6 separate regions of the Homo sapiens genome follow, and all the other regions are linked to region 4. Evidence: chromatin contacts called from ENCODE Hi-C or POLR2A ChIA-PET data. All regions are on one chromosome and are shown on one strand. Each heading gives the region's core, a stretch centred on a gene start or an enhancer-like site at or near the end of the contact. The rest is flanking DNA. Distances are from core to core; before and after follow the strand shown.

What was found. Hi-C counts contacts between places; a loop is a spot of excess contacts on that map. ChIA-PET counts read pairs that join two places held with the same protein, here RNA polymerase II (POLR2A). Pooled maps may share reads with other maps.
Region 1: a loop to region 4 is called in a pooled map, with 9 times the contacts of the local background. The contact joins the promoter of KCMF1 here to the promoter of KDM3A in region 4. A Hi-C loop is called at or near these places in 1 of 37 single-sample maps with no recorded cell type and 14 of 50 pooled maps. POLR2A ChIA-PET finds 5 or more read pairs at or near these places in 2 of 52 experiments (CD8-positive, alpha-beta memory T cell and MCF 10A).
Region 2: a loop to region 4 is called in a pooled map, with 18 times the contacts of the local background. The contact joins the promoter of TMSB10 here to the promoter of KDM3A in region 4. A Hi-C loop is called at or near these places in 2 of 37 single-sample maps with no recorded cell type and 9 of 50 pooled maps. POLR2A ChIA-PET finds 5 or more read pairs at or near these places in 3 of 52 experiments (BJ, CD4-positive, alpha-beta T cell and CD4-positive, alpha-beta memory T cell).
Region 3: a map of CD4-positive, alpha-beta memory T cell shows a loop between it and region 4 (9-fold over the local background). The contact joins the promoter of RETSAT here to the promoter of KDM3A in region 4. A Hi-C loop is called at or near these places in 1 of 168 maps with a recorded cell type or tissue (CD4-positive, alpha-beta memory T cell), 2 of 37 single-sample maps with no recorded cell type and 8 of 50 pooled maps. POLR2A ChIA-PET finds 5 or more read pairs at or near these places in 1 of 52 experiments (CD4-positive, alpha-beta T cell).
Region 5: a loop to region 4 is called in a map with no recorded cell type, with 9 times the contacts of the local background. The contact joins the enhancer-like site here to the promoter of KDM3A in region 4. A Hi-C loop is called at or near these places in 3 of 37 single-sample maps with no recorded cell type and 8 of 50 pooled maps. POLR2A ChIA-PET finds 5 or more read pairs at or near these places in 1 of 52 experiments (CD4-positive, alpha-beta T cell).
Region 6: a loop to region 4 is called in a pooled map, with 10 times the contacts of the local background. The contact joins the enhancer-like site here to the promoter of KDM3A in region 4. A Hi-C loop is called at or near these places in 1 of 37 single-sample maps with no recorded cell type and 4 of 50 pooled maps. POLR2A ChIA-PET finds 5 or more read pairs at or near these places in 1 of 52 experiments (CD8-positive, alpha-beta memory T cell).

Annotation. Positions count from the first base shown.
Region 1 is chr2:84,969,719-84,972,820 of GRCh38, reverse strand. KCMF1 (potassium channel modulatory factor 1) reads right to left here and starts at 1,660. Exons shown (of 7, transcript NM_020122.5): 1 at 1,354-1,660. The coding sequence starts at 1,369. RefSeq lists silencers at 786-1,875, 1,906-2,155 and an enhancer at 2,654-2,733.
Region 2 is chr2:84,904,228-84,906,969 of GRCh38, reverse strand. TMSB10 (thymosin beta 10) reads right to left here and starts at 1,314. Exons shown (of 3, transcript NM_021103.4): 1 at 1,252-1,314; 2 at 853-967; 3 at 299-581. The coding sequence starts at 952. The coding sequence ends at 547. LOC105374836 (a long non-coding RNA gene) reads left to right here. Exons shown (of 2, transcript XR_940308.3): 1 at 1-307. RefSeq lists enhancers at 1-47, 1-1,051 and a silencer at 1,018-1,557.
Region 3 is chr2:85,353,278-85,355,989 of GRCh38, reverse strand. RETSAT (retinol saturase) reads left to right here and starts at 1,462. Exons shown (of 11, transcript NM_017750.4): 1 at 1,462-1,654. The coding sequence starts at 1,483. ELMOD3 (ELMO domain containing 3) reads right to left here and starts at 1,221. Exons shown (of 14, transcript NM_001135022.2): 1 at 1,161-1,221; 2 at 820-914; 3 at 392-435. RefSeq lists enhancers at 765-824, 459-958, 995-1,394, 959-1,460.
Region 4 is chr2:86,439,669-86,442,734 of GRCh38, reverse strand. It overlaps KDM3A (lysine demethylase 3A), which reads right to left and starts at 1,364. Exons shown (of 26, transcript NM_018433.6): 1 at 1,291-1,364; 2 at 502-717. The coding sequence starts at 687. RefSeq lists enhancers at 521-580, 1,571-1,650, 1,731-1,930, 1,752-2,295 and silencers at 781-830, 1,051-1,440.
Region 5 is chr2:84,922,900-84,925,632 of GRCh38, reverse strand. No RefSeq gene overlaps it. Among named protein-coding and RNA genes, the nearest start is that of TMSB10, 19 kb to the right of the region's middle. RefSeq lists an enhancer at 505-554. Within about 2 kb of position 1,357, at least 19 of the 41 ENCODE cell types and tissues checked have a DNase peak (open chromatin) inside an H3K27ac peak, as active enhancers do; they include CD4-positive, alpha-beta T cell, where a contact is called at or near this core.
Region 6 is chr2:84,941,345-84,944,445 of GRCh38, reverse strand. No RefSeq gene overlaps it. Among named protein-coding and RNA genes, the nearest start is that of KCMF1, 28 kb to the left of the region's middle. RefSeq lists an enhancer at 1,058-1,147. Within about 2 kb of position 1,290, at least 5 of the 41 ENCODE cell types and tissues checked have a DNase peak (open chromatin) inside an H3K27ac peak, as active enhancers do.

The sequences.
Region 1 (3,102 bases), core at 411-2,910, 1.5 Mb after region 4:
TTTGTAACTTTTAAAATACAGAATCGTTGAACACAGAATGTTGAGTCAATTTCAACGTCGCAATTAGTAATGCGAATTTTGAAACTTGTTCTAAATACAATTTTAATCAATCTGAGTTTTTCAGCCTTGAAATTCTAAGGTCCGTATTTCCCAAAGAATATCCTTCCCATAGTGCTAAGCACACACTAAACTGACTCACTAAACTTTCTCCACTCCTACATCACCTATACAGGATTTTAAAATCCGGAGTACACAAACTTTCAAGCCACTTCTACAATCTTGTATTAACCTTAGCAGGACAAACTTTTCGCCAAGACTCTTAACACTTTTTATCCAAAAACCTGTAGTAGTGAAACAAAGAAAACACAACCCCCTCCTCCTTTTCTAAACCATATGGCAATAAATTAAAGTTAACTTATTTCTTACCAGCTCAAAGCCTATACATCGACCCTAAACATTTGTCTCTTTGTGCCCTGGGACTGGGCTTAGAGCTGTCTGCTTATTTGCAACTGTACTCCAATCGTGTTTTAAAATGGCAAAACAAGGTCCAAAACGACCCCCGACCATGAACAGACCTCACCATCGTCATTTTCCAAAACCTGGTCTGGTAGGCAGCACATGCCGGCGAGGGCACCAGGGCCGCGGGGAGCGAGCCCTGCTCCGCCTGGGTGACTGAGCAGGGAGTTTGCTTGCTGCGGCGGGGTCGGATCCACCCCGGGAACTTGGTTACCCGAGCCCAGGGACGCGCCGAGGCCTAGCCGCGAGGCCGGGGCGGGCTCCAGGCGGCGAGGGCTTCCCGTCCCTTGGCCGCAGAGCCTTCCCGCCAGCCCCGCGGTCGCCCGCAGGCGGGGACACTCGCCGTCGTCTCCCGGCGACCGGACGCGCCTGCCGGGTCCCGGGCCGGCTCTTTTGCCTCCTGCTGCCGCCCGCGGCCCGGCTCTGCGACCACACCGGGCTCTTCCGGGGCGGCGGGAGCGCTAGGCCGCGCTGGGGCCCGCGGCTCCTGAACCGGCCGGGCGGGCCTTGGCGTCCGGTATCAGTCCCGAAGGCCGAGCTCCCGCCGGTAACGGGCCCCGCCGCCTCCCCTCCCCCTCCGCCCCATGACAGTGCAAACCCTCCGGCCGCCCGGGCCGCCCCGCCTCCAGCACCAGGCCCAGCTAAGGGCCGCGGCCGTGGCGGCAGCGGCGCCGCGGCTCTCCGCCCTCGCTCGCTCGCTCCCGGGTCCAGCGCCTCGGGCCCGGCTCGGGCTCGGCCAAAGTCTCCGCCGCTTCCCGGCCGCCCTCCGCCGCGCCCGGCCCGGGCGGGGTAGGCCGAGGCCCGGGAGGTGCGGGTGGGGGCGGGGGCTCCTCTCACCTTCATGTCGGGACATCCTAGTTCAGACGGTGGCGGCGCGGCCCCTCCCGGGCTCCGGCTGCAGTGTCCCCCGCGGGGTCCCGGCGCTGCCCGCGCCGGCCGGCCGACTCCCACTCGACTCCCGGGCTCGGCCGCGGGGGCGGGGTGGGCAGGGGAGCGCTCCCGCGGCGGCGGCGGCGGCGGCGGCGGGGAGGCGGCGCGGGGCGGGAATGGGGCCGGGCCTGGTCGGGGCTGAGCTCCTCCAGGAGGCGGGTCCGACGCCGCAGCTCCGCCGGCGCCCGCCGTGACTCCGGTCACTCTCGGGCCTGCCGGCTCCCGGCAGCGGCGCGGCGCTCCGCAAATCCCGCTCCTCCCCTCCCCCGGCCCACCCCCCGCCCCTCTCCCCCGGCTCCCGGCCGCCGCCTCCTCCTCCTCCTCTTCCTCCTCCTCCGCCTCCTTCCGCCGCCCGCACGCCAGCCCCGCCTCTCGCTGCCCTCGCCGGGCCCAGCCGCCCGGAGGCCCCGCGGCCGGCGGTCGCGACGGGGGCGACGCGGCGACGGCGGCTCGGGGCGCGGCGCTTGCCCGCGCTAGCCAGCAGGCCGCGATCGGGCGCCCGTGCCCAGCCTCGGCCTGGCCGCCGCCGCCGCCGCCGCGCCGCGCGTAGGGAGGAAGAGGAAATGCCCGGCGCCGGCTCCCGCTGCTCACCGGCGCGGCCCGAGGGGCGCCCGCCCGCCACGCCGCCCCTAGCCCCGCCTGGGGCGGGCCTAGGCCGGGCTATAGGGGCCAGGGCCTTGGGCTGCGCCGGCCGCGGGAGGTGGGTGCTTCTCGGCGGCGAGCTGCGACTCGGAGAGACTCCTGTCCGCAGGTGCATGGCTTCCGGGCGGGCCTCGGGCAGCGAGCTCCAGCCCCACTGAGAGGCCGCGGACCGCCTGGGGACTTGTGTTTGTGTGTATTTTAAGCCAACAGCCCAGAAAGGGAAGGCGACTGGCCCCCGGTCTTCGCCAGTGTTTCCCGGCCGGGTTACTGGTGGTCAGGAGGGAAGCCAGGAGGCTGCCGGGCTCCGAGGCCGATTCCTTGCGAACCATCTCCGTTAAAGACTCCGCGCCGGGCAGCCCGGGAGTCCGGCGGTACCCGCGCAAACTTTGTCCCAGCGCCTTGGCTCACCGTGAATGCCCTGCCTTGAAAATTTGGAGTTTTTTGTTTCCTGAAAGTGGTCTGCTTTTCCGATTTTATCTGTGTTTTCCATTTTTACCTTCTTATTGTCAATTTGTTTTCAGGCATTATTAATTCAACAAATCTTTGTACTGCCCCTTACCACGTGTCGATGGTTCCGTGGTTTGGTGGAAATAGATCGCGCTTTGAAGTCAAGACGGATCGGCCATGGAATTTTGGCTCTGAGATCCTCTGTGTAACCGTGGATGAGCTACAAGGCCTGCTGAGCCTCCATTTGTCTGGTTTTTGTGGTTGTTTTAATTTATCTTTTTCCATTTGAAGTTGTGGGTTTTGCATAAAATTGAACTGTTACCAGGCTAAGTCAACTGAAATTGGAATCTGGGGTACTGCTTGCTTTGAGGTTACTCTTATACTGTCCACCATTTGCTGGCTGTGTGATCTCTAAACCTCTCTGTGCCCTGACTTTTCTATCTTTAAAATGGACGTAACAACAGAGGTTTAATAATAAGAGGTTTGGAGGTTAAGTGCTAAAATGCATATAAAATACCTAGCACAGGACACAGTAAAAAGATTGTTACCGTATTTCATTGAATCTGG
Region 2 (2,742 bases), core at 65-2,564, 1.5 Mb after region 4:
TTCGAAGCTTATCAAAAGCAAACCTTGCTCTTTTGAAAAAGCATTTTCCAACGCAACCTGGGGACAAAGTGGGGTTAAATTTTACACAGATTGCTTACGAGCAAGAGTTAAGTGGCTAACAAGTCATGAAATCTTACGGAGAAGCAGGTAAAGCCAAAATTAAAAACTCCCTCCGAGTCAGCCCATTCTGCGACCCACCTCCTCCCCTTTGCGGCAGGAACTCTACTCCATCGAGGGGCTTTGCTGCAGTGGCACTGCCCACGCATACTCAACTAAAAGACTCAGACCACGCCAGCCATGCCACGAGGTGTGTTTTATTTTCATTATTCATACAAATAATTTTCTATAATATCCCGGGGCAAACCGGAGAATTTGGCAGTCCGATTGGGGGGGGGTCCCTTCAGAGACCCACAGGCCGGTGGCATCGGCGCGGAGTGCCCAGGTTCACAGTGCAGCTTGTGGCTCGTGTCCATCTTGCAGGTGGCTCTTCCTCCACATCACGACTGGGGTCTCGAAGAGGACGGGGGTAGGAAATCCTCCAGGATCTTAGGAAATTTCACTCCGCTTCTCCTGCTCAATGGCTGTGGAGAGCGGGAAGCGGGCGCTGGAGGGGAGCTGCAACCCCCACCCGCAACCGAGGTGCTTCCCGGTGTGGGCGAGGCACCCACGAGGTGTGGGGATTTAGAAGGAAGCTTGGGGCTGGGGAGAAACAAGGCGCTTTGTGAAACTGAAAGAGTGGCCGGGGCCGCCCACACCGGGGACAACGGCGGGGTGGGGGGTGGAGGAGTGGGTTTGCAAGGAAGAGCAGGGTGAGGGGCTGGGCTGGGGCGCGGGAGACCGAGGCACACTCACTCTCTTTGGTCGGCAGGGTGTTCTTCTCCTGCGTCTCCGTTTTCTTCAGCTTGGCCTTATCGAAGCTGGCGATTTCCCCCATGTCTGGTTTGTCTGCCATTTTCTTAAAACAATCCTAGTGGGCAAACCAAGGCGCTTGACCTGGGCCTGGGGGCCAGCGTCCCCTTCCGCGCTCCCCGCCGACGCCTCTCGACGTGGCACTCGCGCCAAGGCGTGCCGAGCAGCCCCAAGGCCGAGGATCTGGGCGCGTCCCGCACCCCTCTTCTCGGTCCCAGGGCGTGGTCGCCGGCCCCTGCGTCCGGTCCGAGAAGGGCGCCTGTCGCGGTTGCGGCGCGCCCGCCCGGTGCACCGGATCCGACCACACCCTGGGTGGGCCCCCCGCCCCGGCGCCGCACTCACCGTGCAGTCTCGTTCCGAGCCCGAGATCCTGGTGCTCCCACTCGCGTTGCTGCAGCAAGAAACAAAAGAGCGGCGCCCGCCCCTAGCCTTATATACGCCGCGCCCCGCCCCGCCCCTCACCCGCCGCAGCAGGGGCGGTGCTGGCACCCGAGGGGCGGGAGCAGCGCGGGCTGCTCCTCGCCCTGCCGCGCCCCCCGCTGGGCTACCAGCCCGGCTGGGCGCGGCTTCTCCCGCGCCGGGCACCCCCAGCTCGCAGTGTGCCCAGCGTGGGGGCTGTAGTCGCCGCCAGAGTGGGCGCCAGGCCCCCGGCTTTGCTTTTGCGGCTACATTTCCCCCTTTCCGGGAATCTGCTGCTCACCCCGCAGAAAGGATATGGGACCGGCGTGGGAGGGTGTGTGGTTTTGTGCGTGTGCAGATATGATGTGTAGCCGTGGGTGTGGATGTGCGGGCGTGCACGCGCACTCTGCAGCAATCCTCGCTCTAGGAGACGCCCCACCCCAGTCGCCCCCAGGCCTCTTGCTTTTGCTCCTCCAGAGTCCCCTTCCCTCCCCCACTTTTCCTCTCCTTAGGGAGGCTGAGTCCTAAGGTGGTCCTGCACTAAAAGAATTCGAGCCGAGGGTCCCGTAGTGGAGCGGGGGGCGGGGGGGTGTAGGGGGAGGGGGGAATAGGTTTCCAGCGCTCTTTGCTCAGGTTGGGGGCGGTTGCCTTCTGGTCAGTCGTCCCCTGTTCCCTGAACTGGGCGGTTCCAGCAGGATCGTTGGCGTGGCGGGTGTTCCTTAAATGCTGTTAGACGCATTGTGTGAAGGGCTGTGGTGGGAACAGGGCGTCCCGAGAAGGCTCGCAGTTTGCCTTTTCTCGTCGAGCTCCTAGAAACACTGTATCAGCGGGTGCGGTTTTCCTCCTTGAAGTTAACCTTGAGGATAATAGAGACCCACATGCCTACAAACGTTCTTGTTTTTCTTATTAACCCATTGTAGGAGTGGTATACTGCAATTATTCACATCTTTCTTAGAAAAGTTGTATTTTCAGCCTGTGCAACACCGTTAGGTAATAAGTTCCATAAATTACCAGCCCCGGAGTTAAGGCTGGTCATTCTTTTATTTGTCCTGACCTTTCCTTTTTTAAGTGTGAAGTATTACCGAGCTCTTTAAAGTGGGATTTGGTGGTGACATCCTAAATTCGGTCCTGATTTTATTTATTTACTTTTTTTGAGACAGGGTCTCACTCTGTCACCCAGGCTGGAGTGCAGTGGTGTGATCACGGCTTATGGCAGCCTGGACTTCCCCGGTTCAAGTGATTCTTCCACCTCAGCCTCCTGAGCAGTTGGGACTGCGGGCGTGCACCACCACTAGCGGCAAATCTTTTGTGTTCTTTTTGTAGAGACGAGATTTCACCATGTTGCCCAGGCTGGTCTCGAACTTCTGGGCTCAAGCCATCTGCCTGCCTTAACCTCCCAAAGTGCTGGGATTACAAGCCTGAGCACCACTCCCT
Region 3 (2,712 bases), core at 213-2,712, 1.1 Mb after region 4:
TAGCCTCTCTATGAGGTCAGCCCTCCAGGATGCCATAAAAACTGGCTGCTGGTGTCAGGATGCTTTGATTATTAACACTGAGAGGAAGAATACCTCCTGGCTCTTGGGCTTGACATGTGGCTCACTGTAATCCGGGGGACAGGGCAATGCCCCCTTAGTCCTGGCACCCCAGGAACTAAACTGCTCTCACTGTGGCCTCTGGGGCCTCAACATCTGCCTCCCCTTTCCTTTTCCTCCATCATGGCCTCCATGACAGCCTATGACAAAACACACATTGGCCAGCCTTGGCAAGGTGACAGGCGGGTATGGTAATAGCAATCTCAGGAGGGCTCTTCTGTTGCTGTGTAGAAAATGAACCAAGTAGCATAGAATCGTGACCAGCTTTCCACACCTGGCTGGAGCACTCCTGGGGCCTTCAGTAGGGACAGTTACTATCTGTAGCAGAGAAGAAAAGAGCAACAATTCCATTAAACAAGGAAGTACTCAAAGGCAAATTCCTGATAGTTGGACCTAAGGAAACGGCCTTCCTGTAAAAATGGATCCTTCTCCAATCAAGTATTCATTATGCACCCTCTTTAGGCAAGGAGGGGGTATGATTCTTCAACTGCTTGCTGGAGGTTAGATTCTCTGCATAGGAATTTAAATTAGATGGGCCCTTAGCTGATCCTTTCACCATGCTTGTCCATGGGCGGCTCCCCGTCCCCCAGGTTCCCCACGGATGGGGTGTCATTAGGGACCCGCCATAGAGGACTCCGTCCCAGGCGGGCCCCCAGGACAAAACTATGGGCCACTTTGAGGGGCACAGAGACAGACGCTCACCGGTTGTGATGCGCAGGTAACAGAGAGCTCAATTCATCATGACAACCAGTCAGACAGGGGCTGTGAGCAGCCTTTGGACAGAACTTTCGCATAGCCTGGAGGCGTAAGACGAGGAAAGCAATTTAACACCTCAAGGCAGCGAGTCCAGGGCAGAGCCAGGACCAGAACTCAGGACTCCTGTCTCCCAGTCGGGATTCTCTTTCAGTCTTACAACTCTCGGCCTTGTCTCGCCCCATAGTGATAATTTCCACCGGATCACATTCTCCCTCCCTCCTCAGGCCGGCTGCTAGCTCCGCACAGGCACCAACCACTCCCCTTGGCAAGTGTTAACGCGTTCTCACCGTTAAAAGAGCTTTCCAAACTTGGGGGTCCCGCCGCCTCGGCTAGGCCTCATCTGCTCATGCGCACAGCCGCTTCCGTGCCGGCTCCCCTGGCCCCGAGAACTACATTTCCCAGTAGGCAATGGAAACCCAAAAGAAGTACGGAGAGCCGGGAGGGTCAATCATCACCTGAGAGTTGGCTCTTCGCTGGCTGGCTGGTTAATCAGTGCTCAAAGCTGCCTCCGCCTCCTGACTGGAGAGCGAACTAGCCCGGGCGGAGCCACAGTCCTAGAGGCTGAGCGCAGTCGGAGCTGTCCCATTTACCCGACCCGACGCCGGCGTGATGTGGCTTCCGCTGGTGCTGCTCCTGGCTGTGCTGCTGCTGGCCGTCCTCTGCAAAGTTTACTTGGGACTATTCTCTGGCAGCTCCCCGAATCCTTTCTCCGAAGATGTCAAACGGCCCCCAGCGCCCCTGGTAACTGACAAGGAGGCCAGGAAGAAGGTTCTCAAACAAGGTAGCAGGAGGGACCCTGGGGTCCGGGGCTGCACTCGAGGCTTTCTCACAGATTTGGGTTCTCATTTTGCCAAGGCAGCCGCTACCAGACGTGGGCCTTAGTTTCCCCATATGTAAAGTACTAGGAGGGCTTCCTTGCACGTGGAGGAGCCCCGCTTTAGTGTGCAACACTGTCGATAGCCTTTGCCCTAGTAGGCCCCGGGAATAGTAGTCCCAAGGGTGTGGTCATTGTCCTTGGTTTGCAAGGTGTTGGCACCCGCCCTGCCACTTGTAATCCCCGTGGCTCGTGGAACTGATAATCCCCGTGACTCATTCCTCCACTTGGTTCCAGGACCTTAACTTTTTCACCTACCCTCCCATGCGAGCTCAGGGGTGTGGGGGAGCAGCACAGAAATGCGTAGGAAATTGCGTTTTGCCCGTCCGGTGATTTAACAGGCTTTGCATGGTCCCAAATCGTAAGGATTGAACCCTAGTTCTGAAACATTGGCAGAGGTTCAACAAGGCGCCTCAGGCTCAGAGCCTGCTCTCCACTCTCATCTTTAAAACATATTTTGTGGTTGCTTCTAGAGTTTAAAGAGTTCTGCTGCTTTAAAAAATAATGGATCACCTGTTTGATCTACGGAGTCCCTCTCACTTGTAAATTTTAGAATTCTCCGTGTCATATCTTGCTACACAATCGGAGACAGTACTGTTCTAAGTGGAAGGACTAATCATCTGGACTTCTGAGAACTGAGTTTTAGCTTGGACTCTGTCACTAATTTGCTGCATAACCATTAGCACCTACCTGGGCTGGTCTAAAAATGAGATGACTAGCTTAACTGCTTTTCAAACCGGATTGTGATCTATTAGTGGGCTATGAAATCAATTTAGTGAGTTGCAACTGGCATTATTTATTTATTTATTGAAACAGAGTCTCGCTCTATTGTCCATGCTAGAGTGCAGTGGCGCGATCTCCGCTCACCGCAACTTCCGCCTCCTGGGTTCAAGTGATTATCCTGCCTCAGCCTCCCGAGTAGTGGGCATGCCCAGCTAATTTTTGTATTTTTAGTAGAGACAGGG
Region 4 (3,066 bases), core at 115-2,614:
AATACGCCAAACAGAACTTAAGCTCCTCCCTCTACACTCACTTCATTTTTAACAAGTCTGAAAGTTTTTTTAAAAGTTGAGTGAATAAATTAACAGGAACAAACAAACAAAACCAGCTGAAAGTACTTCCAAGCACTAACCTTCAATTCTTAATGACTCCAAACGTCACTTACAGGCCCTACCTAACGCTAACAAAAATACTCCTCCTCCTCTGCAGTAAAGATGAGACAGTCCTGGTGGGACACAGCACCGGCATTAATGAAGCGTGTCTGAACAACCCTAAGCCCATTATTAAAGCCAGGCAGCCAGGAGCTGTGGGCCAAACACAACTCGGCTCTATACAACCATTCCAAAGACTTTCAAGATCTAGCTTCCTGCACCTTCAGATCATATGCCAACTTTCTGGTCTCCGTTTTCAGAAAACGGAAGGAGGGAACCGATGGTCGCGTTACCACGGTAACTGCGAAACGTCCGGTGGCAGAGGCCCGGAGCCGCCTGTACCTTCAGATCCTTCTTGGTAACGTCGGTGTGGGAAACAGCTCGAATGGTCCCGGAGAGCCAGGGCCACTCGGCGACGCGCTCCACGTCCCAGCTGTCGTGGCTGCCATCGCTGCCGTCGGCTGCGGACAGACTGAGAAACCTCCTCCCCACCAATACCGGCCAACTTTCTCCGAGCGTGAGCACCATGGTTTCCACGCCTGCAGGAAGAGCTCCTCCCTGCAAAAACACAAAAACAAAATGCGACGGGGGCGGCCGGTGGGAGGGGGCCGGGCGGAGACAGCAGGGAGGGCGGGCGGAGGGCGCCGAACCCGCGCGAGGACGCGGCCCCGGGCGGACCCGCACCGAGCCCCCCTCCTGCGCCCTCCCGCCCCCCGCCGCCCTCCCCCGCCACACACCCGGGCCCCAGCGCCGCGTGACCCTCGCTCTCCCAAGTTTGGCTTTTCTAACAGCTCAAACGCAACCGCAGAGGGAGTGAGGGAAAAATTATCTGCGGCTCGAGTGGATTTGAAAGTGCTCAGCCCCCAGCCCCGAAAAGAAAAGGCCCCTGGTGCAGAGAGCCGGTCCCGGGCGGCTGGGTCCCCGCCCCGGGCGGCCCCACGGGGGAGGGTGGGCGAGCCCGCGATTCCGCACTTGCCCCGCCGCCCCGCCCCGGCGCCCAGCTCCCCGGCCCCGAACCCCGGGCGCCCGTCTCCCGGGCCTGCGCCGCTGCCAACGGGCGACGGGGCCGCGCGCTCGGCGCTTTCACCTTTCTCTCCCCTCTCCCCGCAGCCGAGGCCGCGGCGCTCTTACCCCGCCTCCCGCCTCCCTGAGTCACCGGCGGCAGCCGCCGTTTCCAGCCGCCTAGCCGACTCCAGCGCTGACTTGGTTCAAGAGCTCTCACAAGACACGCACAGCCTCCCGGACCCGCCCCCCTCGGAGCCGCTTCCGCCGCTCATTGGCTGAAACACAGGAGCTGGGCGAGGCTCCGGGGGAAACAGATCATCACCATTGGCCCCCCGGGCGAGGGCGGGGCCAGAGAAAAAAACAATTCCTTGGCTGCCTCCTCCCTTTCCCCTCCCCCTTCCGACTCCCGGGCGACCCCCATTAGGTTAAAGTACACAGAGAATAAGCGAGTGATCCCTCCGCCATAGGCCTATTCTTTCCATTTGTTGCCTCACAGTATGCAAAAAAAAAGTCCCGCGAAATCGGTTATCAACTTTGGGGCCCGGAGGAAAATTGCTGTGGCGCATAGATAAGACTGAATGGCGAGACCCTGAGCTATAAGTGCCTACTGGATTGTTCTTCAACCGCGTAGGCTGTCGACCGAAGATGAGCCTTCCACTTGGCGGAAGAATCTCACAGGAAAGGGTGAGGGCGGTGCAGGGTTAGCGGGGGAGGGCAGGGAAGAGAACGTGCGGTTTCAGGCGTACTCAGCTAGAGGGAGGAGCGATAGTGCTCTGGAGGCTCGTGCGCAGGCGCCTCGCCGAGCTTAGGCTGCTGGGCGAAATGGCTGCGGGAGGCGCAGGCGCACGTGGTACTGATCGTGGAACGTCTAAAGTCCGCCATTTTGAAGGATAAATGAAGAAAGGCGTGGAGTTACTGGATAATGACGTTCATTAAATTTAGAGCAAAAGAGACCTTTAAATACAATGTATAATGAGATTTTTTTTTCTCCAAAGTGGGATTGAGAAGGTATTCAGATACTTACAAAGAAATTTAAAGTAGTTGAAGGCCATAATGAATGATGGAAGAGATGAAAGAGAAGGTGACTTTGAAGGACAAAGGAGTTTAGAGGTGATTGTGTGCTCTGGACCTGAAGTATTTTGATTGAATGAAAAAGAAATGGAATGAAGAAATTGAAGATATGTTCATAAAGGCTAGTGTTTGACATTACATCACATTTAATCCTTAAGAAGAACTCATGCCTCCCATTTTACAAGCGTGGAAACGTATAATCAGAGAATGTTTGGAAACATATAAGGGATTATAGATGCAAATCAACTCTGGATGTTGATTTTCAATATACATATTCTGAATGTGATTTTAAGTTTTTAAAGTTAGTAACAAGAATTAAATTGGATTTATAATCTGTAGACCATTTAAAGGAAGGGGGCTGCTAAATGAGAAGAAAAAACCTATCCAGCTGAAAGAAGGCAGAAATGGGAACGAGATAAGCAAAAGAAACCAGAACATATGGTAAAAATGTTTTTCATGTGAAAAGTCCAAACATCAGTATTTACAATAAATGTAAATGGGTTAATTTCACTCACAAGTTTTAAAAGACAGTTGGGAATAAAAGGACAATCCAGCTATAAATTGACCATAAGCAAATGCTTACAAAACAGGAAGCTTGAAAATACTGGGCTAAAATATTTAATCAAATGGTAGCCAAATGAAAGCAGTATAGCAATATTAATACAATTAAAAGTATCAAAAGAGAAAGGATTTTATATTAAAGATAAAGTCCATGAAGACAGTATGGTCTCCTGAACTGTTATGAATCTAAAAACATGGCCTATCCTAAGGTGACGCTATGAACGATGAGAAATTTTACAAATTTGACAATTTGTTTTCAGAGTAGAAGAC
Region 5 (2,733 bases), core at 108-2,607, 1.5 Mb after region 4:
GAGTCATCAGATCCTCTCATGATGCTTAAGCTTTAATACAACATCCCTGCATGCCCCACTTGCCTAGACCTGCCCTGGATCATCAGTCTGTGCCCTCTTGGCTTGGGGAGGCCAAGAATGGGGCCTGCCTGTGTGTGGGCCAGGCAGACAGCCTCCTAGAGAGGTGACTTAGAGGCTCTGGAAGGCTCCCTCGGCTCCCTAAACCTGTGGGCAGGTGGAGAGGACCCAGCGCTGAACATCTCCCAGAAGAGATGGGAACAGCTAGTGGCTGAAGGGACATGCATCATATTCTCAGTAGCGCCTTTAGAATTTCTAAAAAAGAAGAGGCTCAAAGGCAGCAATCTGGTTATGTTATGGGTGGAGGGTGTCCAGGTTCTTGGCAGTTTGAACAAAGGATTGGACAAAATGCACAAACAAAGCAAGGAAGGAATGAAGCAACAAAAGCAAAAATTTATTGAAAACGAGAGTACACTCCACAGGGTGCGAACAGACCAAGCATAGGATTTTCTGGGGTTTAAATACCCTCTAGAGGTTTCCCACTGGCGACTTGGTGTACACTCTAAGTAAAAGAAATAGTGGCCCACTATCAGTCTGATTGGTTGCAGAAATTAACCAATCAGAGGCTGAAGTGAAGTTACAAAGTAACTTACACCTTTGTAAGTGTCTGATTGGTTGTGGAAAGCAACCAATCAGAGGCTGAAGTGAAGTTACAAAGTTACACTCCTATGCAAATATCTGGTTGCAGAAATCAACCAATCAGAGATACTTTCAATTTTCCGTCGGCCCCACAGAAAAGGGGGGTGGGGTTTGCAAAGGGAGTAGCCTCCAGTCCTTTTGTTACTTAGGTGTGGAAAGTTGGGGTTTTCCTTTTGATTTAGTTCTAGAAAGTCAGCGTGAATCGGCCTTAGGTTCCCTGCCTCCAGACCCTATTTTTCTGCTTCAGTCAGGAGGGGGTGGTCTGGGGATGTGGGGGGCAACTATGGGTTTGCCTTGAAACTCTATATGCCTTGTAAGGATGAAGCGTTTGCAGCTTAATTAAAACAGAAACATTTCCAGAGATGCCTTTATTCATGTTTATATGAGGATATTATAAGTGCTTATTTTATTTAAGAGGTTGATGAAGATTATAGTGGGGAAAAGCATCCCTTGGTACAGTTCAGGTCCTGGTGACAGGTTTGTTCACGAGCAGTGTTGGTGGTAAGGAAACTCTGATGGGTTTTAGCATTTTAGTGGGCTAATCCAGGAAGGAATGGGCTGCACCGGGATTACGTGGGTTGACCCCAGGGGAAGAGAATGAGAGGAAGTGTCAAGACAAAGGGAGAGAGGTTTGGGAAACTCCCCAGGACTGGGAGGAGCCAGAAGCCTGCAGTTTCCTCAAGGACCTGAGACTCTCACCCACTCTCTGTGTTCAGGGAAGTAGCCTCCCCTGTAGGAGCACTGATGTGGTAGATATAGTTAATAGTGGGGTGCAGGACCAGATTGAATTTCTTTTTTTTTTTTTTTTTAGACAGGGTCTCACTCTATTGCCCAGGCCTGGAGTGCAGTGGCTTGATCTTGGCTCACTGTAACTCCTGCCTCCCAGGTTCAAGTGACTCCCCTGCCTCAGCCTCCTGAGTAGCTGGGATTGCAGGTGTGTGTTACCACACCCAGCTGCTTTTTTTTTTTTTTTTTTGAGACGGAGTCTCACTCTGTCGCCCAGAGTGCAGTGGTGCGATCTTGGCTTACCACAACCTCCACCTCCCAGGTTCAAGTGATTCTCCTGCCTCAGCCTCCCAAGTAGCTGAGACTACGGGCGCACACCACCATGCCTGGCTAATTTTTGTATTTTTAGTTGAAACGGGGTTTCACCATGTTGGCCAGGATGGTCTTGATCTCCTGACCTCGTGGTCCTCCCACCTCGGCCTCCCAAAGTGCTGGGATTACAGGCGTGAGCCACAGCGCCCGGCCTAGGAAATGAATTCTATACAGAATAATCAGAGTGGTTCCTGTGCCCTTTGGCTGCTTGTGCAGTTAAGCACATTTATCATGACTATTATAAATTATTTCCTTTTAATTATAGCCAAGTTAATCATACACAAAATTTTTTATAGCTTTTCTTTTTATGAACCTTATCATGATTTACACAGACAATTTACAACATGCTTGAACTTTTTGTTTTGTCATAAATTTCCCTCTTTCTTAAATAAACAGTCATTTTACTGTAGGACAAAAATTTACCACATAAGATTATTTCTCATACAAAATTATTCTCTTTTCTTCTTAATCTTTGTTACCAAAAATACATCTTTACATCTGTGACTCTCTTTACATCTCTTTCACCTATTTACTAGTTTCTTTTTACCTTCTTTCATAAATAGGCTTTACATAATCTCTGTATTACATACAATTCTTTTTGTCAAAAGAATATAACTTTATGTCTTCCTTATATTTTTTTAAATGTGCATATTTTATACATAGAATTATATAACTAGAATCAATCCCTCCCTCCCTCCCTCCCCTCCCTCCCCTCCCTCCTTTCTTCCTTCCTTCCTTCTTTTTTTTGAGACAGGGTCTTGCTCTGTTGCCCAGGCTGAAGTGCTATGGCATGATCATGGCTCAATGAAGCCTCCAGCTCCTGGGCTCAGGTAATCCTCCTGCCTTAGCCTCCTGAGAAGCTGGGATTACAGGTGCCCGCCACCACACCCAGCTAATTCTTTGTATTTTCAGTAGAGACAGGTTTTCACCATGTTGGCC
Region 6 (3,101 bases), core at 41-2,540, 1.5 Mb after region 4:
ATGTCGGGGACCCCCAGCCACCAGGCACCTTATTAGCACACAAAAGATATCATTCCAGGGATTCCAAGGGTTATAGGAGCTGCGTGCAAAGACTGAGGACAAAGACAGAATACATATTTACCACAGGAGGTGCTGGTGCCATTAGCCAACATGGGAGATATGAGAAGAGGAGCAGATGCCGGGCGCAGAGGCTCACGCCTGTAATCCCAGCACTTTGGGAGGCTGAGGCAGGTGGATCACCTGAGGTTGGGAGTTCAAGACCAGCCTGACCAACATGGAGAAACCCTGTCGCTACTAAAATTAGCTGGGCATTGTGGCGCATGCCTGTAGTCCCAGCTACTCAGGAGGCTGAGGCACTAGAATCGCTTGAACCCGGGAGGTTGTGGTGAGCTGAGACTGGGCCATTGCACTCTAGCCTGGGCAATAAAAATGAAACTCCGACTCAGAAAAAGAAAAAAAAAAAAGAAGAGGAGCAGATATGGGAAGGAAGATAGTTTCAGTTATCTACTGTGTCGGTGACACAAACAACAACAATTATTTATTTATTTATTTATTTATTTTTTGAGAGAGTCTTGCTCTGTCACCCAGGCTGGAGGGCAGTGGCGCAATCTCGGCTCACTGTAACCCCTCCTTCTCCCAGGTTCAAGCGATTCTCCTGCCTCAGCCTCCCGAGTAGCTGGGATTACAGGCGAGCACCACCAAACCCCACTACTTTTTCATATTTTTAGTAGAGACGGGCTTTTACCCTGTTAGCCAGGCTGGTCTCAAACTCCTGACCTCAGGTGATTCACCCGCCTTGGCCTCCCAAAGTGCTGGGATTACAGGCAAGAGCCACCGCACCCAGCCTTTAACAATCATTTATTATGTCTCCTGGTAATTGGGGGGGACTGGCACATTCATTCCCACTCCTGGACCAAGTTGACAACCCCAGCTTGGCTTGGCTTCTGACTGACCCATTTCCCTTTCTCTCCCATATGTTTACATACCTGTTGTATCTCAGTGGAGGCAGAATGCCTTTTATTGACCTTGTTTCACCCATGTATCTATGGATCTTTCCTCTCAGTCTTCATCGGGGGGCCTCTTACCTGTATGCAGACCTATAGCTCAGGCCTCCAGCAGCTTTGTGAAATAAAATTTGTCATGTGACTGATCTTCTATAGTCAGAGAGAACAGAGAATATATGCTAGAGCTCTTTCTCACATGTAACTGAAAGCCTCACTTTAGGCATGACTGGATCTAGGGATGTAAATGTGGCAAGGCCCTTGATTTCACTCCCTGATGATTCAGTCTCACTTCCTATCTCTCAGCTCTATTCTTGGGGGGGTTCTCTGTGTGGTGGCAAAAAATGGTGATAGTAGGCCAGGTGCAGTGGCTCACGCCTGTAATCCCAGCACTTTAGGAGGCCGAGGCAGGCTGATCACTTGAGGTCAGCAGTTCAAGACCAGTCTGGCCAACGTGGTAAAGCCCCATCTCCTACTAAAAATACAAAAATTAGCCGGGCGTGGTGGTGGACGCCTGTAATCCCAGCTACTCAGGAGGCTGAGGCACCAGAATCGCTTGAGCCCGGGAGGCAGAGGTTGGTGAGCTGAGATCACACCACTGCATTCCAGCCTGGGCAACAGAGCGAGACTCCATCTAAAAAAAAAATGGTAATAGTAGTTCCAACTCATTCCTTTCCAGATCAAGTCAAGCCAAAAAGGGCAAGCCTTTTATCCACAGGTGCCTGCAGCAGTGCTGAGAGTCACTCTGATGGGGCCAGTAGGGTCATTTGCTGGCCCCTGAATGGATCTCTGAGGTCAGGAACCTGCAGCAGGGTCTTGTGCTGGAGAAAGAGGGGTGGGGAACAAGCAACAAGTATTCACTTTAAGGGGCAATGCTCTGAAATCCCTCCCCTATGCAGATGGAGCTCAGACCACCAGTCCAGTGCCTGGCACATTGTAGCCCTCAAGAAATACTTCTACTTCTAAAAAGATGGCACCACAGAGCCATGACTAGGATTCTGAGACAGAAGCTATGTCCTGGCCTTGTGGCCAGTGTGGGCCCAGTGAGCGGAAGATACCTGCTGGCTGAGTCAGGATACTCTACACGCTTACAGGGCACTGACCCTTTTTGTTTTAGATGTTTAATTACTAGTCTGTCTAGGGAAATACAGGTGAGAAGACAAAAATCCCACACATGGGGAAGTTGCAGAGTCATGAAATCTCTTAAGGTGATTATAGCCTTAGTCCTTACAGTATATAGTTTCCAGTTGTTTTCCTGAGATTGAACCTAGAAGCCCAATTTATCATTTTTTTTTTCCTTGAGACGGAGTCTCAATCTGTGGCCCAGGCTGGAGTGCAGTGGCATGATCTCAGCTCACTGCAACCTCCGCCTCCCGGGTTCCAGAGATTGTCCTGTCTCAGCCTCCCAAGTAGCTAGGATTACAGGCACGCACCACCACACCTGGCTAATTTTTGTATTTTTAGTAAAGACAGGATTTTGCCATGTTGGCCAGGCTGGTCTTGAACTCCTGACTTCAGATGATTGTCTCAACTTGGCCTCCCAAAGTGCTAGGATTACTGGCGTGAGCCACCACACCTGGCCCAATTTATTAATTTTTTTCACTCATCTAATAAAACCCTTGTTGATCATCTAAGAGCTCTGGGCCAGACACTACAGGTGTAAAGGTGAATAAAGGCCTAATCTTTTGTTTTTGTTTTTGTTTTTCTTGAGACATGGTCTCCCTCTGTCACCCAGGCTGGAGTGCAGTGGTACGATCTTGGCTCACTGCAACCCCAGCCTCCTGGGCTCAAGTGATCCTCCTGCCTCAGCCTTCCGAGTAGCTGGCACTACAGGTGTGAGCCACCACACCTGACTAATTTTTATATTTTTTGTGGAGATGGGGTTTTGCCATGTTGCCCAGGCTGGTCTCCAACTCCTGAGCCCAAGCAATCCACCCACCTCGGCTTTCTAAAGTGCTGGGATTACAGCGTGAGCCACCACACTGGCCAATAAAGCCAAATCTTAGCTCCTAAGAAGTTCACAGCCAGAGTGGGGAGAGTGACTAAACAAATGACCATGGTGAATTTCATAACTTCAGATGAGAAAGGTATAAAGGAAGA